Regions from separate parts of the Homo sapiens genome. Here region 2 is linked to region 1. Evidence: chromatin loops called from intact Hi-C (ENCODE). Cell type or tissue: ascending aorta. All regions are shown on one strand. Links, peaks and the distances in the headings refer to the core of each region. The heading gives the core; the rest is flanking DNA. Region 1 overlaps SLIT3 (slit guidance ligand 3). Region 2 overlaps SLIT3 (slit guidance ligand 3).

Region 1 (10,810 bases), core at 928-8,927:
GTCAGAGGCAAGGCAGGCTCAGGCCATTATGTACTCTACATTTCCCTAACAGCCATGTCATTGGAGAAAAAGTAATCCAATGTGAGGTACAGGAAAGGTCAAAAGAGATTGTTTGGTATGTGTGTGTTGCGGGCAGGGGTGGGGTGGGGGGGCTTTGTGCTTGTTTTCTTTTCATACTTGAGTCCTGAGCTGGATCTCAGTAGGATGTGATCCTGACCAAGCTCCCAGAGTTCTCTATAACCACATAAATAGGGCAAGGATTTCCTGAGACTCTCATAGCCTTCTTCTGAAACCAGAGAGGCATGGCCGGCAAATATTCCTTGTTTCTATCCTCCCTGCTGGGATTATTGGGCATCCTTCTGTCAACCAAGGCTCCAAAAAGTTAGAGAAGCAGAATGGCAAGGGGGTTAAAATCACAGGTTTTAGTGTCCAAGAGACCTCTGTTCAAGCCTTAAGTTTGGGCTGTGTGGTTTTGGAAAAGCTACATAACCTTGCTGTGCCTCAGTTTCCTTATCTTAATGACTGTAACAGTGTCTGCTTCAAGAGTTTCTTTAAGGACGAAGTGAGATAATACAGATAAAACACCTAACACAACACTTAGCTCATAGTAGTAAGTGCCCTATGTGAACATAAAAAAGGAAGGAAGGATGGATAGATGGACAAGGACAGAGATTTTTATTTTATTTTATTTTATTTATTTATTTTTGAAATAGGCTCTTGTTCTGTTGCATAGGCTGGAGTGCAGTGGGATGATCTTGGCTCACTGCAACCTCCACCTCCCAAGCTTAAGCAATCCTCCCACCCAGCCTCCTGAGTAGCTGTGACTATAGGTGTGTGGCACCATGCTCAGCTAATTCTTTGGATTTTTTGTAGAGATGAGGTTTCACTATATTTCCCAGGCTGCTCTCAAACTTCTGGACTCAAGCAATCCTCCTGCTTTGGCCTCCCAAAGTGCCAGGACTGTAGGCATGAGACACTGCACCTGGCTGACAAAGAGATCTGTGCTGTTTTGATGCTTAAGGCATACTGGTGGTTAAGATAGTCCTCAACAAAATATCCAAGTGTTCCTGTAGATTTCCCAGCTTCCTTTGCAGCTAGGTTTGTGCCATGTGACTAGTTCTGGCCAATCATGTGAGAAGTGGTATGAGTCACTGCTGGGTCAAGGGAGTTAAGAGCTGATGTACTTCCTCCTTCCTTCTCTTCCCCTGGCACAGCAGCCTTGGAGGCCACATGTTCTCTAAGGTATCATACCATATGGAACAAACCCTTTATGTGAGTGTGGAATAAGTGTTTATTGTGTTAACCCACTGAGATTTTGGAGTTCATTTGTTATTGCCTTGCTGACTGATATAGTCATCTATGAAGGAGAAATAAATCTCCTGAATTTCCAACCTCTTGGGACATCTAGGGACAATTATACTGATAATAACAGTAGCTGTAACAGCTACCACTTATTGAGCCCTTGAGAAACATTGCAAAGCCCTTTACAGATGTTAAACCATTCAGCCCTCTCAGATATCCCATGAGGTACATGTTTTGCTATTACATAATAATTGTGTTCCTAAAATAATCTTTAGGTTATTTTTTAAAAGGGTTCTTGCAAACATCTTCAGTGAGGGTAAAAAAAACTGCTTAGGGATCAGAATTTTAAAGTATGACCACAAACTTCTTTCTCCTATAGAAATGTCAAAAATAAAGGGGTTTTTAATTGCTATTAGGACTTTCAGAACTTACAAACTAAAAAATAACTGATTTCAAAACTGATGTAAGCCAGCCTAAATGTCATTGATCAAATACTGAATACCATGGAAGACAAATCTCAGGTCAACTTGCAGCTAAGCCATCAAAATAAATTGTGGGTTGGTCCACACTTACTATAAGGAAGCTCCATTATATCTCAATGAAGCTGCTTGTCCCTCCAAAAAAGGGAAGCCTCAAAGGCAAAGAATAGCATCATTCAACTAAAATGGCCCTGGGTATTGAGTCTGTAAGCCATTAGACTTTCCTGCCCCACATATGGGGACCATTCCTGATCATGACACTGGTATAAACCAACAACCATCACAAATTAGCTTCCTTGCTGAATTGCTCAGATTACATCCAGTTTGCATTATGAAAATTTGCATAGCAGGAAAAAAAAAGCCTGAATTGGCTGTTAGACAGGTGAGGAAACCAAGGAAGTAAGAGGCCTTCAGTGACTACAGTAAACAACTAGTGGGAACAGCCCCAGATCAAGGATCTCTACTCTTTTGACTCTCCAGAGTTCAAGTTTTTTGCCCCCGATTTATAGTGACATCTGTACATCTTCATAGTTGATGATGTCATCTCTGAACTGATGTTTGAGGCCTGTGAAGTTTGGTTCTGCCCTTGCCCGGAGTCTGTAGTCATCATCCCTGGCGCTTGCTGGCCTGGAGCAGCAGCTGGCAGGAAGCATTGTCCCTCTCCCTCTCTCCATTGGGGGTGACTTGGAGCTTTTGCACTAGATAACAAAGCTGCTTGGGTTCTTGTTGTTGAGACATGTGAGTGTTTCTGAAAGTACCAGTAGACGGAGAAAGAATTCAGGCTGCCTAAGAAGCTGCCTGGGGAAGGGGAAACAATTGAGTTCATTACTAAAGCAAGCAGTCCTGGTGACCTGTAGGGGTTAGCACACTTTGACTTTCTTCCTCCCTCGGGCCTGATTGGGCAGCTGACAGCCCACAGCTCCCTGAGGAAAGGAGGGGATTTGATGTGCAGTGGGCCATGCCCAGGCCCTAGTGGCCCCTCACCCCTTCCCTTTCCTGAGGGAGGGGAAGTAGTGACCCCTTCGCCCTGCTCACCTTGCTTGTCAGTGAGGTTGATACCTCTGAAAGCTGAGTCTCTAAGAAGTTTCTGAATGATGAAGACAGACTCAGGTAGGCAGGCCCTCTGGGAGCCCTGTTTACCCTCACACAGTGTGACTTCCCGGATCAGCAGGGCTATTGATTCATCAGGCTCCCCTAGCTGGCCTTTCCTACCTTTTGATTTATTCATGAAATTCAGCAGGCCCTTCTGGAAGGTTCTTTGTGTGCCTGATGCTGTGTTGGCTACTGTTGGGACGCAAAGGACTTTTTAGTTGTATTTCCCACCCTTAGTCCTTGAAACTTAGATGATAAGACAGTTTATAATGAAGGGCTAAATTAAGAATTCTCACTACACATAGTAGGTAAGAGCACAGGCTTAGCAGCAGGCACCTGGGTTCAAGTCCCACCAACTATCACGTTGGTCAAGCTTGACTTTGGGCAAGTTCTTAACCTTCTTAGGCCAGTATTTCCTAAATATAGGGATGCTAAGAGCACTGGCCTCCAAACGTTTCCATGGAGATTAAATGAGGTAGTGCATGTAAAGTGCTCAGTACAATGCCTGGCTCATGGTTTTAGTATTATTACTAACTACTGCTATTAGCTGTCAAAACATATTTGAGAGATTTCAGCATTGCAGAAATCCTGAATCTAAACACACCACCTTCCGCACAGTGTTCCTCCCTTCTCTATTCCTCTCATTAGGGATTGGTAATTTGACTGATCAGTTACCCCACCTGGAGCGACTTTTCATACCCGCACTCCTGTAACTCCCTGAATCCTCACGTACATCCTGTCACAAAACCCAGCCGATTATACCTCACTTCTCTCTCCTACACTTCAGCCACACTGTTATCCTTAACCAGGTCTTCACGCAGAGACCAATCCTCACGTACATCCTGTCACAAAACCCAGCCGATTATACCTCACCTCTCTCTCCTACACTTCAGCTGCACTGTTATCCTTAATTAGGTCTTCATGCAGAGACACTAGTTACCCAAGAACACTTTTAACTGGTTTTCCTGCTTCCGATTTCAACCTCCTCCAAACTGGGCTTACTGCTACTCAGGAGACATGTGTATATGTATGTATGTGTGTGTGTGTGTGTGTGTATTTATATATATATATATAAATATACACACATATGTGTGTGTGTGTGTGTGTGTGTATAGTTTGTTTGTTTGTTTTTTGAGTTGGAGTCTTGCTCTGTTGCCCAGGCTGGCTTGCAGTGGTGTGATCTCAGCTCACCACAACCTCTGCCTCCTGGGTTCAAGTGATTCTCCTGCCTAAGCCTCCCGAGTAGCGGGGATTACAGATGTGCATCCCCATGCCAAGCTAATTTTTATATTTTTAGTAGAGACGGGGTTTCACCATGTTGGCCAGGCTGGTCTCGAGCTCCTGACCTCGTGATCTGCCCACCTTGGCCTCCCAAAGTGCTGGGATTACAGGCATGAGCCACCACGCCCGGCCAGGAGAACTTTTTAAAATTCAAACCAGATTATCACTCCCTTGCTCAAACCCTTTCTCTGGCTCCCTCTTACTATCTGTAAAAAGCCAAACCCAAATTCTTTATTATGGATAAAAAGGCCCTTTGTGGTATGACTGCTGCCTAGTTGTACACCTTCATCACTTGTGTTCGCAGGTCACCTCTGTGTTCTAGCAGTGCAAGCCTGCTTCCCAAATGCTCCTGTCTCCTGGCCCTCCATGGAGTACAGAGCACATACTGCTCTCTCAGTCTAGAAGTCTCCACCTCTGTCTCCTAAAGAGTTCTAGTCATCCTTTAAAACTAAACTCAAAACCATCTTCCTTGGGAAGCCTTCTTTTAACAAGGACTGGGTTAGCTGCTGCTCCATTGTGTTCCCACGACACCTTCGCTTTCAAGAACATGGCAATTTTTTGTTTTCAGGTCTGTCTTCTTCACTAGCATATGACATTTTTAAAAGAAGGGGCTGTATCTTATTCATTTTTGTATGTTCATATTGAAAAACTGGAGAAATGAAAGAATGGATGGATGGGTAAATGGTGGTTGGACGGATGAGTGAATGCTTGGGTAGATGGGTTGGTTGATGCATAGATGGATGGTGGTTGGATGTACAGATAAATGAACAGTTGGATGGATGAATGGTTGAATGGATACATGGATGGGTTCGATGAAGTGGCAAAAACTTCTATTTATATCTTACACCCAGGTACATCTAGAAAGGCCTTTAGTGGTTCCACAAAGACAAGGGCCTATTTCTTAGTGCTTCTCAATTCAGGCTGAAAAGCAGTATGGCTTTGCAACTCAGCAGCCAGTTGGTTTTTTTTTTACCTTTATGCTCCCCATTGTTGCATCAGGAAAGCTGAGGAGTTTTGATCTTAGTGGGAGAGGGAATACCTAGGAAGGCCTTATCCTGTCATTGCCCTGGCCCACATCTCATTTGCTGACTTCCTCAGTTCTGTCCTCATATGAGTTCCATTCAGTCCTGTTCTCCATTCAGTAATCATGGATTTACTTCCAGCTTGAACTATGGCAGGAGATCTCCACCTCTGGACCCAGAGTAACAGAACAGCAGATGGCATGAGTGTACCATGGCCAATAGCCACTGTCTGCACCCGGCACTTACCTGTTTATCAGGAGAACAGCATGTCTCATTCTGTTCATTTTCCTGTTGAGGGGCTGCTTTCACAGAAGCCACATGGGAAGTGTACCTTATGCAGCTTGGAGCCTTCATCATCTTTTCAAGGAAGACTTTCCAGGCCCATATTTACTCAGTAAATATGAGTAAATCCTGGAGTTACCTGGAAATACAGTATCTAGCTCCTTCTGATATTGAGAACCAGCAGGCGACCTGCTCGAGCTTAAGTGGAAAGGTCCCAAGGCTTTTGGGAGCAGAGCCCCACCCATCTGTCCCAGAATCCTCATTCAGGGTTTATGAAGCAGTGGGCAGCACACAATTGGCTAAATTTAGTTATATTTTTATTTTTGTCCAGCCACAAATACCGGCAAAAAACTGAAAATGATTCCTTCCCTTCCAGGAGCCTTGGAGCCAAGCTGGTTTTATTTTTAGCTTCAACTCTGGTTTAGGGTTTTCAGCAAACCGAACACCCTACTCACTGAAGACAGCAGCAAGCTGGGTTTTAGGATTTTTGCCTGGAATGGAGTGTTGGTTCTCTGAATATAACTCTTAAAAGACTTTGTACAGTTGTGACAATAGAGGGTGGTTCCAGACAGACCCACATAGAGACTCAGTTCTTGCCTTAGGGACCTCCAAGAGAGTTCCTTTCCAGGGAAGGCAATGTACACAGGGTGGTTCATTGCCTTGGATGGGTTGGAGGAAGTGGCAACTCTGGATGAAAAGAAACAGAAAAATTAAGAAAGGGAAAGGGAGAGGGAGCTGTTGTTTATTGAAAGGCTTTGAGTAGCATGGTGGTTCAGAACTAGAGCTCTGGAGTCTGACCGACTGGGTGCAAATCCTGCCACTACCACTTCCTGACATTGTGGCCTTGGGGATGGCTTGACCTCCCCAGGCTTCAGGTTCATTCTGTATGAGACAGGATTAATAATGACACCTACCATGAGCACTGCTGCAGTTATGATCCTGCCTGTGTAGCACGTGGCATGGCGTTTGACATGCATGTAGAACTCAATCCATACCATTATCATCACTGTTGTCATGCTCTTATTGCAGTGCTGAACGCTTGCGTAGACACTGTGTCATTTAAGACTCACTGTAACCCATTTTGCAGATCTGAAACTGAGGTCCAAAGGGCTAGATAGCTTGCTTCAGATCCCACAGCAAGAGCACAATATAGCCAGACCTGTGCCCAGCCCCGGTGAATCCCACATACATCACATCAAGCCTTCTCCAGTTCCAACGGCTTCCACCTGTTATCGCTGAGTACATGGGAACTACTCAAAACATAAAAATAGATGTTGCCTCATCCTCCTCTTCCTGGAGTCCCCCTCTTTTTTTTTTTCTACTTTAGTGATGGGAACACACAAAAAGCAGATACTGGCAGTGGTCAAAGAGCACCAGGCAAAATCAGAGACAGACAGTGGAACGGTGATTGCCAGGGGCTGGGAGAAGGAGGGATGGGGAGTTGTTGTTCAACAGGGACAGAATTTCGGTTTTGCAAGATGAAAAAGTTCTGGAGATTAGTTGTTCAATGATGTGAATATACTCAACGCTACTGAACTAACTACACTTTTAGTGTACAGTTTTTTTATTGCTAAGAAGATAAATCTCATGATATGTGATTTTACTGCAATTTTTTAAAAATAAAAAGCACTGGGGTAAGAGTCAGGCTTCCCTCAGCCGGGCACGGTGACTCACTCCTGTAATTCCAGCACTTTGGGAGGCTGAGGTGGGCGGATCACTTGAGGTCAGAAGTTTGAGAACAGTCGGGCCAACATGGTGAAAACCGTCTCTACTAAAAATACAAAAATTAGCCAGGCATGGTGGTGTGTACCTGTAATCTCAGCTACTCGGTAGGCGGAGGTGGGGGAATCACTTGAACCTGGGACATGGAGGTTGCAGCGAGCCGAGATTGCACCATTGCACTCCAGCCTGGGCAACATAGCGAGACTCCGTCTCAAACAAAACAAAACAAGAGTCAGCCCCAGTGGTGGCCAGGGAATTAGAGCTTATCTTATCCAACTTTCCAGCCTTTCCTCCTTGCCTCCTCCTCATCAGGAGTCTCGTGGATGGCTTCCCTGCCCAGTGCTTACCCACTCGCTGCATGGCTGTCAGGCTGAGTAGCACCCTCTTGACAGTGGGCTTATTATATGTGAAGTCTTCAATGCTTCTCTATCACATGCTTTGTCCTGCTTGACCTCCTTCTAGTCGCTCATCCCTCTAAAGTTGTTGTCCATAGACCTAGGAAGAAAGGGGGGAAATGGGAGCAAAATCCCAAATAGGAAATCATGTCTGCTTGGTGGCAGGGGAAGGGGGCCAGGGCTTTGGGGCCAGGAGCTAGGGAGAAGCTCACCTTTTCTATTCCTTAGTTAGCTTTAGCTCTCAGATGGGGATCATATAGTTACATCATGTAATAGGCCATACTCAATTCACTCTAAGTAGAAAAATTCATCCAGGCTATGAACTGCTCTTTGGCTCTGAAAGATTCTGGGGGACTGTGGGGTGTATGCTTTAATCATGGTTTGGGTGGCTTCCTGTTTCCCTTGCTAGGCTGTGTCAACTCACTAGGGCAGAGGGGCATGGGGCTAGCATGCAGCAGGGCGTCTCTCTTGGCCCAGTGCTCCGAAGAAAGCAGCCTTCATGGAGATCATAATGATGGCTCTGTGTCACTTAAAAACTCAGGTAGCCTTTCTGTGGGTGTTTAGCATTGACCATGCTTAAGAGAAACTGGCTCCGTTGGCCAACATCCAATGTGAGCCATCCCTACTGGGCAGATTTTGCCACAAGCCATACCTCATGCCCAGACCTTGGTCCCTGACCCAGGGCCTACTTCTCCACCTCCAGGGATGGTGATAAGGGTCTACAATACTGTTAGGGGCCCATGAAAATGTTTTAATTTCTTCTAATATTGGAAGACAAAAATGAACTTTTGGGTAGAAATGTTATGTAATAATATATTTGCATTTATACCGACATAGTTATAAAATGTAATATTAAAAAAAAATTTGATGTAGAAAGCAGCCCACAAAGGCAAAATTGCCAAGGACCCACAAAACTCACAATGGAATCCTACTCTGGTCCACAGAGCCAAGATGGCCAGAATTCCATTTTGTTCCTCAGTCCAAGGTGATCTGCCATGCCCTCTTCTTTGTTCCTGAAGCAACTACTATCTGCTCCCACAATCACTGTTTAGGATCCTGAATATTTCCTCTGATATTTCATTTAAGGTTTCTTTTTCTTCTTTTTTTTTTTTTTTTTTTTTTTTTTTTTGAGACAGAGTCTTGCTCTGTCGCCAGGCTGGAGTGCAGTGGCACGATCTCAGCTCACTGCAACCTCTGCCTCCTGGGTTCAAGCGATTCTCCTGCCTCAGCCTCCCAAGTAGCTGGGACTACAGGCATGCAGCACGATGCCCAGCTAATTTTTTTGTATTTTTATTAGAAACGGGGTTTCACCATGTTGCCCAATGATGGTCTCGATCTCTTGACCTCATGATCTGCCTGCCTCAGCCTCTCAAAGTACTGGGATTACAGGCGTAAGCCACCGTGCCTGGCCCATTTATGTTTTTAGGTGTGTATTTCACATGCCAGTTTCATCACTCAGTAATAGCTACACGAAGCTCATGGTGAGAAAAGTTCAAAAGTCTTGTCTGGAGTCCATGGGAAGGAATATTGTGATCCATTAGTGATGTCTCTCCAAGACTGATGGAGGTGTGGCAGCACAGCGCATGTGCTGTATTTTTACTTTTGACTGACCTTTGCTTTGCATTCCCAACCTGACTCTAAGCCCCGCCAACAGGGAATATACCTTACATGTGTTGAGCAGCCCATACTGAAAGACGTAGAGAGTCTCTTAATGCCTATTGATTGATTGACTGATTGATTAAAGTGGTATCTGAATACGTTTGATCTGGTTTAATGTCCCCTTGACATCCTTCCATTCTCTTTCCTCTTTAGGCGCCTGAACAAGAATAAGCTGCAAGTCCTTCCAGAATTGCTTTTCCAGAGCACGCCGAAGCTCACCAGACTGTGAGTAGAGTTGCCTTGTGTTCTCTACCTTGTGCCTTGCCTGGCTTGGGTGATGTGGAGGATGTGGTTTGTGGAGCGCCGTGCCGTGTGGAGCTTGGCAGTTAGGCCCTGACATAGAGACTTGGAGCAGGGCTTTGACATGACGTCTACCCCCAACAAACACTTCCAGGCCTGACTTCTTGCTCCTTCTCTCAGACATCAGCGGCTTGCATGACCAGTGAGGACTAGTGATGTGTGGTAGTCCATCGTTGCCTTGCAAGGAGGGAGGCGATGCTTCCATGGATTGTGGGTCTGAACTTACTTCAGGTAAATTCCCTGAGGTGGGGTTTGAGATAGGTTTATTCACACGAGACTGTCAGTGGTCTCAGAAGGCAACGGTTTGGACCGAACATGGCAACCTCATCACCTTGCTGGTTGAAGCAGCTCCTGCCTTTTTCCCACTTCCTAGCGCTGCCAGTCTAGGAACCCTGGGTCTGGGGGTTTATGATTTTGTGGGAAAAGGAAGAAATGTGTTGAATTTTGCTTTATTCTCTTCAGAGATCCAGGGTAAAATGAGGAGAGGGGAGAGTTGGAGATACTTCTATTTATTCAGTGGGAGAATTTGGAAGCCCAGGAGCTGGAGTTGCAGGTGAGGGTGGAGACTGTGATTCATGTATTGTAGATGTCAGGCAAGTGCTAATTAAATTATCGACAGTGAACCTGAAATCATGCTGGCAGTGACTCAGTTCATGGGGTGTACTGAATTGCCTAAGGTACACCTTTCTGAATGAAGCGACACAGTCCTGGATGGCTTTGCAGTCAGGTAGCAAGATTTACAGCCTGGCTGGGAAGGCTTTAACATTGCAGGGAGGCTCCAACGTTGTGGCCACCATTCTCATTCCCAGTGGTTGCATTTAATGCCTACTTGTGCAGCCAAACACTGCATATAGGCTCTGGGATAAATTGGGAAACATGAAACACATGTCAGTGTGTGCACTTACGAATGAGTTCTGAATTAGGAATATATATTTCTATATGTCTATACACACACACACACACACACACACACACACACAGAGACTATATACATAAATTTATTTTAAAAGGGCACTTTGCTGGAACAAGAACAGGCAAGGGTTGGCTGGTATTCCAATCATGCAGTGGTCTCGCTTGCCTTCTCTAGGACACACCTGCACTTTGTCAGGTCTCCTCTTGCTGTGTGCCCCATCTCTCTGGCTCAGTCGCCCTAGCTGACTTTGCTAAATGTAGGAAAGGCTATACCCTCCTTTTTACTCTTCCAGTCTGGGTCTGCCTGGATGGGCATGGGGGCGGAGGAAATGCTGTTCAGCAGCCCGGGGGTCCAGAAGAGCTG
Region 2 (10,810 bases), core at 1,086-9,085, 190 kb after region 1:
CCCAAGTTACGGTCACCCAGAGACACAGCTATGTGGGATCTGAGAAGCGAATTAGCAGGTTGTTGGTCTCTAAAGGTGCAGGGGAGGACATGGATGTAGAAGGGGAGTTTCAAGAGGAGGAAAACCATCTTCTAGTTTAATAGCTTTCAAGGACCATGTGCACTTGCTTTGTGCTCTAAGATAATTGCTTCCTCCTAATTAACCTTTCCTGGTTTCTCTTTTAAAAAAAAATTGTAATTTTGGCTCATATTGAAATGTTACCTTGGGTGCAGAGAGGTCAAGCTGCCTTGGTTCAAATCCCAGCCCGACCAGCTGTGTGACCTCACACAAATTACTTAATCTCTGAACTCCAGTTTCTTCATCAGTTCAATGCAAATAATGACAGCACATAAATACATTCATCATGAGGTAGTTGGAGGGGTTATGTGAGAAAATGTGCTCAAGTGTTTGCTGCAGTACCTGGAAAATAGTAAGGGCTTAGTGAATGTTTGCTATTATTGCTTTCAGAATAGTTTATCTGTGAGGCAAAGGAAGGGCAGGAATACTTTCCATTTGAAAAAGAGGATGCAAGGCAGGAGGATCACTGGAGTCCAGAAGTTTGAGATCAGCCTGGGCAACATACGGAGACCCTGTCTCTATTTTTATTAAAAAGTTAAAAAAAAACAACAACAGCAGCAGCAACAACAAAACAGATGGTGAGACACAGAGAGACCGTGTGGCTCATCCAGACTCACAAGGGAAGTCAGTAGCTGAGCCGGGAGCCCCTCTTTCTCAATAGAAAGGTGGAGCTAGCCGGGACTGCAGGTCTTATCTCGTCTGGGCCCACCTGCCCAAGAGGTCTGTGGATTTCTCTGGCTCCTTCCTGATGCCAGCTCTAGCTATTGCTATGGCCTCTTCTCCAAACCCCTGTGCTTCTCTTCATGGCTAGGGAAGTCAGGCCCGTCATGGCTAGGGAAGTCAGGCCCTTGTCTTGGAGCCTCCTCCCAGCCTTGCAGCTTCATGGCCACAGATTATGTGGTGACCCAAAGATGACTGCCCACAGGAATCATTTGCTTTTTTTCATGAGTCTAGAGATCCCTTTTCTATGAGACCCAATGTTTTCTCTAACTCACATCCTCCCAGAGATGATTTCTTTTCATTGCAAAGAATTGATCTTATTTTTGCCTTTAATCTTCATCTTTCCTTGTGTGAACTTTACCCAAGAGAAGAATAAAATTATCATTAGTTCACCAAGAGCCACATAGAGCTGGGAGTCTATCTTACATCATGGCAGAACAATGGCCCTCTGCCTGGTAATACCAAAAGAAAGTGTCCGGTTCTCCAGGGATGGGGCTCCACAAAGCTCAGGACCAGACCTCCAGGCAGGCTGGCTGCTTTGCAAGGAGATCTCTGTTTGGTGTCCTATAAGGCAACAGGGAAAAGGAAAATTCACAGGGAAGATTAATGTCTAAATTAATATCTAGCGATAACTTTTTTGGCCCTGAGTGCTTCAGCAAGAGAAGTCATGGGGAGCCCAATTTCAAAAGGCAAAAGGTGTGTATGTGTGTACCTGCATTATAACTGCATTAGTTAAAGGCCATCTTTAGTTCTGATTACTCTCGGGAAGAAACGCTATTAAGAGGGGCTTTCTACTTGGAGAAAGTGAAGATAGTTAAAACTCTAGCAGAGCAAGTCAGTGTATATTCAGTGAAGCAGACAGGCTGCAGTGTATGTAGGCAAACACATGCAGACTATACACCCAAAATACACACTTAACACACACATAGGTATGTGTCATGCAAACTACTTACCTATCCAGAGATTCCTAGACACTTTCAACCTAATCTTATTTTAACATCTATTCGTTTTGGATCAAAAAGCACGTAGAATAAGGTTGGGTCCAAAGGGACTGCCTGATGTTCCACCCCTTCATCCTTGGTGATCAGGGCAGAGCCCCTGGAATTGTCAATGAGTCATGATGACAGACTAGGAAAACATCCAAGATACTGAGACTTGGCAGTATACAGGTTGTATTAGTCTGTTTTCACACTGCTTTAAAGACATACCTGAGACTGGGTCATTTATAAAGGAAAAAAATTTATTTGAGTCACAGTTTCACATGGCTGAGGAGGCCTCAGGAAACTTACAATCATAGCAGAAGGGGAAGCAGGGACCTTCTTCACAAGGTGGCAGGAGAGAGAAGAGCAGGGGAAACTGCCCTATAAAACCATCAGCTTTTGTGAGAACTCACTCACTATCACGAGAACAGCATGGGGTAAACCGCCCCCATGATCCAGTCACCTCCCACCAGGTCCCTCCCTTGACCCCTGGGGATTACAATTTGAAATGAGACTTGGGTGGGGACACGGATCCTAACCACATTACAGGTTGCAGTTGGGGGGTGGGGTGGGCAGGGCTGCGTGATGAGAGTAGCCTGGCTTACCAAGTGCCCAGGGCATGCCTCAGGCACCATGTATGTGTATCCAGACACTCTGCAAAAAGGCCAAGGGGCTCGACTCTCATGTCCAGCAACAGGAACGGTTGGGTGGGAGGCACTCAGGCTTCCTGGTAAAGCAGTCTCTCATTTAGGGAACTTTGGGGAGGAAAAGACAAATGGAGGTGAAGAATTAACTTTTCTTTCTTTGAATTTTCAAATCCTGTTTCTAATAGTAAACACTAGGTTGTTGTCAGCTCTTTGTGCTTGGAGAGTTGTGTGTGTGTGTGTGTGTGTGTGTGAGAGAGAGAGAGAGAGAGAGAGAGAGAAGAGGGGGAAAGAGAGAGAAAATCTTTAAATTTTAATTGGTCTGCAATGGAAGATTTAACTGTTTAAAAAACAAAACCCTCTTGGTCCCAGACCACAACTTGTGTGTAATGTGGGAGGCTGGGGAATAGTGAAGAAAGAGGGAAGGGAGGGGTAGATTCCTCATGGCTCCACAGGGAGTCGTGTTGTTAAGGGATGAAGGAACCAGCCATATGGACAGTAGAATACAATCCAGATCTGCCAACTCTCTCATTGTCGCATCTCTTAGGTGAAGAAGCTAATTTTTTGCTTTTTGTATTATCCTATAAATAAAATAGATGATTAGAGAAGAGAATGCTTTAAGGTTTACCATATACCCAAATTCAGAGGATGGCCAGGCTGGTTGGTAGTTACGCTGCAAGGCCCTGAATTACAGTAAGACAGCAGTGGCCTTGGGGACCAGGCATTACCACTTGGTAGGATGATTTTTTTCTTGTCTGTGTCCCCTTTCACTTAGATTATGAGGCCTTGCAAGGCTGGAACTGGGCCTGCCTTGTCCACCACAAGGACAAGGGCCTAGCACAGTGCCTGGCACTGAGGAATTGCCTGTTGAAGATTCGACAGCAAATACCTGTTGAATTTTCTATGGGCATTTTGGGGAAAGTATAAACTTGAAGTTCCTATGGCCCTGCTGACTTCTATGCACTGCTGTTTGTTTGCAACACCAACCTTGAGCAATAACATAGGTTGCCTTTGAAGCCTTTTGCGCTGCGTTTCCCCCAGAGCTCCAAAGGCGCAGAGTGCCAAAGGCACAAGTACTCACCAGCAAGGCAAGTATGATGTCTGCCCTGCTTGCTGCTGTACCTGAAACTCTAGTATAAAGTGTCTGGAACATAGTAAATATTTGTCGAATGAATGAATATTACAGCTGTGTCCTTTGCTATATCCTGATTATGTAGCTGAAAGATGAAAGTAGGGATATACATACTGGTAATATCATGAGTGTCATTTGCAAATCCTTTCCAAATGGTGTTAAACTGAGTTGAATGTATTGTCTCCATTCTCATTCAACCTTGGCCCAGGTCATCAGGGAAGATGCTGGTGGTGTTGCTGATGATCATAGCAACCACACTGGTTATAATGTTTACCGTTCACCTTGCCATGGGCCAGGAACTCTCCTATACATGTTACATGCATCATCTCTCAAGTGTTTGTAGCCACTCCATAATGCGGACGTTAGATTCTCTGTTTTACAAAAACTGAAGCTCAGAGGCTGTTGTAGTCAGCTCAGGCTACTGTCACAGAATATAGGCCTACCTGGGGGATATTATGGGTTCCATTTCAGACCACTGCAAACAAAGTGAGTATCGCAATAAAGTGAATTACACAAATTTTTTAGTTTCCCAGTTCATATAAAAGTTATGCTTACACTGTTCCATAGTCTATTTTGTAACAGCATTATGTTTTAAAAACAATCTGCATAACTTAATAAAAAATACTTTATTGCTTAAAAATACGGACACAGAAACACGAAGTATTCCTGCTGTTGGAAAACATGACACCAATAGACTTGCTTGATGCAGGTTGCCACAAACCCTCAATTTGTAAAAAAGAAGAAAGCTCAATAAAACAACGTGCGCCTGTACCATAAACTGGGTGGCCTAGACAGCAGACACTTATTTTTCACAGTTCTGGAGACTAGGAGGTTCAAGGTCAGGGTGCCAGCATGATCAGATTCTGGGGAGGGCCTTCTTCCTGGCATGCAGCTGCCTTCTAGCTGTATCGTCACATGGCCTAGAGAAAACAAGCTCTCTGGACCCTTCCTATAAGGGAATTCATCCATCATGAAGATTCCATCTTCATGACCTCATCTATACCTAATTCCTTCCCAAAGGCTCCACCTCCAAATACCATCGTCTTGGTGGTTAGGCTTTCAAACATGAATTTTAGTTGGACACAGACATGCAGTTCATAGCAGAGGGGTTACCTGTAGTCCCAAAGCTACGTAGCTAGGGAGACGCAGAGGCAGAATTTTCACTCAGGTCTGTTGAGCTGAGTCCAAAGCCCCTTCTCTCCTCTCTGCATCACGCTGAGCAGTATCATACTCAGCGCTTGGAGGAAGGCCCAGAGGGCTCAGTAAAAGCAGCTGAAGAAAAACAAATTGGAGGGAGTTTATTATGGTTGATCTTAAAAGCCTTGTAATGACCTTATTTTCTCCAGAGGACATTCTGAAAGCCAGTGATTTACCCTGGCAGCCCAGCTGGGGGAAGATGTCCAGGCAGCCAGTTCCCCCTACCTGTGCCTCTGGGCATGGCAGAACCGAACCCAGCAGGGACTCCCGAAGGAGCCATTCCCATCCACTTTTATTTCTCTGAGATGCACAGAATATCAGCCCTTCGGGTTTCGTGTTGTTCTGTTTTTTGGTGTGTGTGTTTTTTTTTTCCCAAAACAGTCGTGGGCTTCTAGCCAAAAGTCCTTTCAATTAATGGACTAGGAACAGCACCCATGAAGAAAATTAAAAACAGATAAGAAAAGAAGGGCCTTCATGCGCAGAGTAGAGGAAGGGAATAATTCTTGGATTATGCTGATGATTTACCAATGTTTTCCTAACGTGAGAATCAGTCAGCAGGGGCCTGGGTTTTTTATGGAAGAGGAACCTCTTCCAGACAGCTCACTCCACAACAGGCCTGATAAATCCCCACATCCCCACTTCCAGCGAGAACGCTGCCCCCTCCAGAGCCACCATGTCAAAGCCTGTTTAGCTGTTCCTTACTTATCAGCCACAACCCCAACATTAGTTCATGCTTGGAATATGAAGCCATTTCATATTTATTCTTGTTATATCTGGCAAGAAGCCTTAAGGAAAAAAAGAGAGTCCCCTGTTGGTGCTGTTCAGCTCTTATATCTTTATAGTCTCCCAAATTGATTTGACAGGGCAATTGCAGGCCATGGGTGAGACGAAACTCTTCTCTCAGAAAAGTCTGGGAGACTAGGCACAAATACACAGCCCACTCCTTCAGCTTCTGCCCTGAGCCTGTGTTCACGTCTGTGTTCACATCTGTGTTCACGGCCACTCTGGCCCCTGCAGACCAATGCCATAGAGTTTCCTCGTGTCAATTTTCTGGTAGGAGCCTCTGAAAAGAACTAGGGTATCGGAGGAGACGTTAGCAATGGAATTCACCACAGGACATTCTAGAAGCTGAGCAGGGTCAGACTCCCACAGAGGGTACTGCAGACACTCAGTAGGACTTCAAGGCCACATGAGCTTTGGGAAGATGTACTGAGTGCCCTGGTCTGCCCAGAAGCTAGGGCCCATATTCTGCAAGCCTCAGATGGGTCAAAAGAGTTTTAATCCAAGGAATAGTGACAACTTGAAATGATATGCAAAGTTTGTTTGTGCGTGCTCAGACACACTGAGTATTCTAGGAAAAAAGGACTAGATTTTACTGCATACATATGTAGATACATACTGGTAATATCATGAGTGCCATTTGCAAATCCTTTCTAATGGATTTAGTAGGTAAACAAAGGAATCTATGACCCCAGTAAGCTTAAGAACCTGTGAGCGAAGGCAGCCTTCCCCCAAAGAATAAGTGCCCCACTGGTAGTTTGAGATGATTTTAAGTAAGATTCAGACAAACTTCTTCTTTTACTAGGCATATACTTGTTTTCATACAGTTAAAACCTATATGTAACTAATATACCAAGTTTGTAATTTCACAGACATTGCAGATCAAGGTGAGGATAAAACAGATGTTTAAATAAGAGTCATTAATGGATAAGGTAAAACAAGTAAACAGTAGTACAAGTTTTGTGCCTCTATGGCAAAATTAGCTAATAGTGAGAAGAGACTGCTAAAGTTAGGGAAATACTTTGATCAAGGAAGAAAAACACGGAAAAATGTAGTCCTCATCCCCTCTTGTCCCAAATACTGAGATGTTTCTACATTAGAGCCCCTGTTTCTAGTCTCTTCCACTGGTTGCCTGCACACCATTGCCATTCCCATACTCACTCACTCCACGTGACTTTCCTGCTCTAGACTACACAATGGCTCCCTGTGGCCATCACATTCTGTCCACACTCTCTAACTGGGTTTGCAAGTCCATCCTCCCACCTGATGTCATCTCCACTATTTCCTAGTTCTGAAACTCTTCACTTCCCAGACCATTCTTTTCATTGTCTGCTCCAAATCTCCCCATCTGCCCCATCTGTACTCATTGATGCCCCATTGCTTTTTCTTTTTTTCTTTTTTTTTTTTTTTTTTTTTTTTTTTTTTTTTGAGACAGAGTCTCGTTCTGTTGCTCAGGCTGGAGTGCAGTGGAGTGCATCCTGGCTCACTGCAACCTCCACCTCCCAGTTCAAGTGATTCTTCTGCCTTAGCCTCCCTAGTAGCCGGAAGTACAAGCACACACCACCATGCCTGATTAATTTTTAATTTATTTTTATTTTTAGTAGAAATGGGGTTTCACCATGTTCACCAGGCTGTTCCCGAACTCCTGACCTCAGGTGATCTGCCTGCCTCGGCCTCTCAAAGTGCTGTGATTACAGGAGTGAACCACCACACCAGCCACATTGCTTTTTCCTATAATTACCTTCATACCCCCATGCTCCCTATTCCTCTTTTGAGTCCCCTCCTCTCCCTACTCTAAAAACCTACCGTTTGCAGTTCCCACCAATGTCTCCCTTCTCTGGAGTACTGCTGCCCTGCAATTCTGTATGTCAAGGGGAAAAAAAAAGGAGGGAGACTTTGGTTAATTACCACTTCACTTGGCACCAGGAAGGGTAGGCTAAGAGAGGAGCTATAGCCAGGAGTCTAAAACTTTTCTTTTGGCTTGTTTAAATTGTTGACAAAAATGGGATTAGTTTGAGATTAATCACTGAAAAACAAGGGAGATAAACTCCTGGGTTCCAGAGATATTAATTCCTTGGTTCTCATCCCAGCTTAGGTTATCAAAACCAAGAATTGTTCATTTTTCACAGTTTATGAGGTTTATCTTTGGCCTGTCATGAGATGCTGACAGAAAAATGAAATTGGTCTGTTTCTAGTCTATTTCACTTTCTCATTCCCACTCTCATAACAAGTCAAAATGTTCCATTGTAACACTTAAGGAGGGAAAAAAAAGACGTGACCCGCCTATGTGCCTGTACTTCTTGTCATTATTTGGTGTTTTTTTATTCTAAATATTTTTATTGTTCAAGCCGAACTCAAAAGATAGGTGCCTCTCCCTTCATTTCAAGCAGAAAGTGAATTTTAAGTACTTAGTAGGAAAAGTTGATGGCAAATTAATATGTGGGGGTGGTTTGAGAACTTTTCATTTTTCTCAGGATAAGGCAGACAAGACAGGTTCAAAATACGGACAGTGGCGATGAGCTGGAAGTGAGAAGTTTCCTCAGAAAGGGCTGAAAGGGTTGGCTGAGAATTTTTTTTCATTTCATCCTCATCAGATGCTCATTTATAAAAATAGCAAAGCACTTGGATAAATGTGAAAGTGGTTTGAAATGTGAAAAGTACTATGGATTTGCAGAAAGCATCTTTTTCCCATTGAATGGGATTATTTATGTCCCTCTGTCATATCACAACTTTCCTAACAAATAAGATGACAAAGTAATAAACTTCTTCCAGGGGAGCCATTCAGTGCAGAATTCACTAAGAAAGCTTTCCGACGCAACTCAAATAACCGCTTGGCAGGAAAAGTTATTTGAGAGAGATTTTAGAACTGAAAACCCCAAAAAAGAACATCTAGTATAAATTAAATAATGCTTCAAGAATAGGTTGTCGGGTCAGTTGTAATTGAATAGCCAGCCCATCAGTATTTATCAGATGCTTACTGTATGCTCAGAGCTCTAATAACTGTCAGCCGTGTATCTTTCTTTCTGTTGCTGTTTGTGTGAAGGTAATTTCTGACCATTCTTCAGTGAGTTTGATACTGACCAGATCTATCACGTTCAACTCTGTATCATATTATTAACGTCATGCTCTGACTTCTAACACCCTTAAGTTTTTGTTATGAGTTCTTATGTAAAATTTTTGTTTTACATAAGATTATTGTTTTTAGGTTATTGAACACTTTCTGTGAGTTTTTTATTGTTCTTCTCTTTGAGTAATTCTTCATTGTAGGCTTAAGCGTTGATGCAACTGAACTTTCCATTTCAGAAAAGATTACGTTAATATCCTTTACAAATCTTTTTTTTTTTTTTTTTTTTTTTTTGAGATGGAGTTTTGCTTTTGTCACCCAGGCTGGAGTGCAGTGGTGTGATCTCAGCTCACTGCAACCTCTGCCTCCCAGGTTCAAGCGATTCTCCTGCCTCAGCCTTTCGAGTAGCTGGGACTGCAGGCACACACCACCATGCCCAGCTAATTTTTGTATTTTTAGTAGAAACGAGGTTTCACCATGTTGGCCAGAATGGTTTAGATCTCTTGATCTCATGATGCGCCTGCCTCAGCCTCCCAAAGTGCTGGGATTACAGCCACCGCACCCGGCCATAACTTCTTAATAATGATCGCAGCATTTGTTGAGCACTGATTTTTTGTCGTCAATAATGATCGCAGTATTTGTTGAGCACTGATTTTAGCAAGTGATAGGCATTACTTTACTTCTGCTATTTCCTAAGAAGGATGGGGATACCCAGACCCCAAGTGGAAAAAATCATGAAGGGTCTTTGGGTCATCTCCCTACTCCAAGCCATGAGCCACAAGGCCATCGAGCTCAAGAGGAATGACTGAGCAGTCCAGCAGGTCCACTTTTGCATGGGTCTTCCCGTGCAAAAGCTCCCAGGTGGGCGTCCACTCTGTACCTGCAGCCCCAGGGCCGGCCCTCCATGGTGAAGCCAGGGCTGCCTTTGTGAGTCCCGTGGCTGCATATCCTCTGTCCACATTCCTCGGCTTTGACAGTGTGAGGCAGGGACTTGGGCTGTGTGCCTCCTCTGCAGACCTTCACCCTCTCACCCTATAGGGACACTGTCCAAAGTTTGTGGGAGGCAGCACTAGGAAGCCAATGTGAGTGGGGACCAGATCCCTGAGTCCTTCAGAGGAGTTCATCAGCAATGGAGCCCATGTTCTGGTCTCCATCTGCCTGCTTCACATGGGTCTGGAATTGGAAGGGGATGGGGATATGATTAGTTATCACTCAGCACCCCAAAATACCCACACAAGGCTCTATGTAGCTGTGCTGTTTTATTTGATCCAACAACCTTATGGGATGGGGGTAATTATTACTGTTTATCCAATCAGAAAACCAAATTAAGAGAGGTAAAGCCAGCAGCACAAGATGAACTGCTGCAGATCCATGCCTGCAGATCTGGGATTGAAACCTGACTGTATCCCACTCCAGAGCCAGAGGTCTTGAACCCATTACCAGAGGCTCTCATACTTGGAAGTTCATTCATTACCTCCTAAAGGGTGACTCACCTGTAATCCCAGCGCTTTGGGTGGTAGAGGCAGGAAGATACCTTGAGCCCAGGAATTCGACACCAGCCTGGGCAATGTAGTGAGACTCTGTCTCTAAAAAAACAAATTTAAAAATAGCTGGGCATGCTGGTGCACACCTGTAATCCCAGCTACTTGGGAGGCTGAGGTGGGATAATCACTTGAGTCTGGGAGGTTGAGGCTGCAGTGAACCATGATCACTCCACTGCACTCCAGCCTGGGCAAAAGAGCGAGATCCTGTCTCAAAACACACACACACACACACACACACACACACACACAGATTTCTGGGTCCCCTCCCAGAATTTCTGATTCAGTGGGACTGGGGTAGGGCCCAAGAATTCATATTTCTAACACATTCCTAGGTGACAGTGATGCTGCTGGTCTGGGGACCACACTTTGAGGACACATCTTTTCACCCTGTTCAATGGCCTTTTGTTTTGTTTTGTTTTGTTTTGTTTTGTTTTGTTTTGAAATGGAGTCTTGCTCTGTCGCCCAGGCTGGAGTGCAATGGTGCGATCTCGGCTCACTGCAACCTCTGCCTCTCGGGTTCAAGCGATTCTCCTGCCTCGGCCTCCTGAGTAGCTGGGATTACAGGTATGCGCCACCACTCCCAGCTAATTTTTGTATTTTTAGTAGAGACGGGGTTTCACCATATTGGCCAG

The links. Hi-C counts contacts between places; a loop is a spot of excess contacts. Peaks named below come from ENCODE experiments on the same cell type or tissue, not always from the same donor. Only the 100,000 strongest peaks of a DNase experiment are listed, where the experiment ranks them.
Region 2: a loop joins it to region 1, with 3.0 times the contacts of the local background. A loop is called at or near these places in 9 of 110 quality-filtered maps.

What each region holds. Positions count from the first base shown.
Region 1 is chr5:169,192,128-169,202,937 of GRCh38, reverse strand. It overlaps SLIT3 (slit guidance ligand 3), which reads left to right. Exons shown (of 36, transcript NM_003062.4): 4 at 9,388-9,459. Among named protein-coding and RNA genes, the nearest start is that of MIR585, 66 kb to the left of the region's middle. In ascending aorta, for the core only: a CTCF peak has its summit at 5,390; no DNase peak of the experiment used is centred there; H3K4me3 peaks cover 558 bases; H3K27ac peaks cover 2,875 bases.
Region 2 is chr5:168,998,511-169,009,320 of GRCh38, reverse strand. All of the region lies in intron 4 of SLIT3 (slit guidance ligand 3), which reads left to right. Among named protein-coding and RNA genes, the nearest start is that of SLIT3-AS1, 9.3 kb to the left of the region's middle. RefSeq lists an enhancer at 1,492-2,691. In ascending aorta, for the core only: a CTCF peak has its summit at 5,000; a DNase peak (open chromatin) is centred at 4,985; H3K27ac peaks cover 1,169 bases.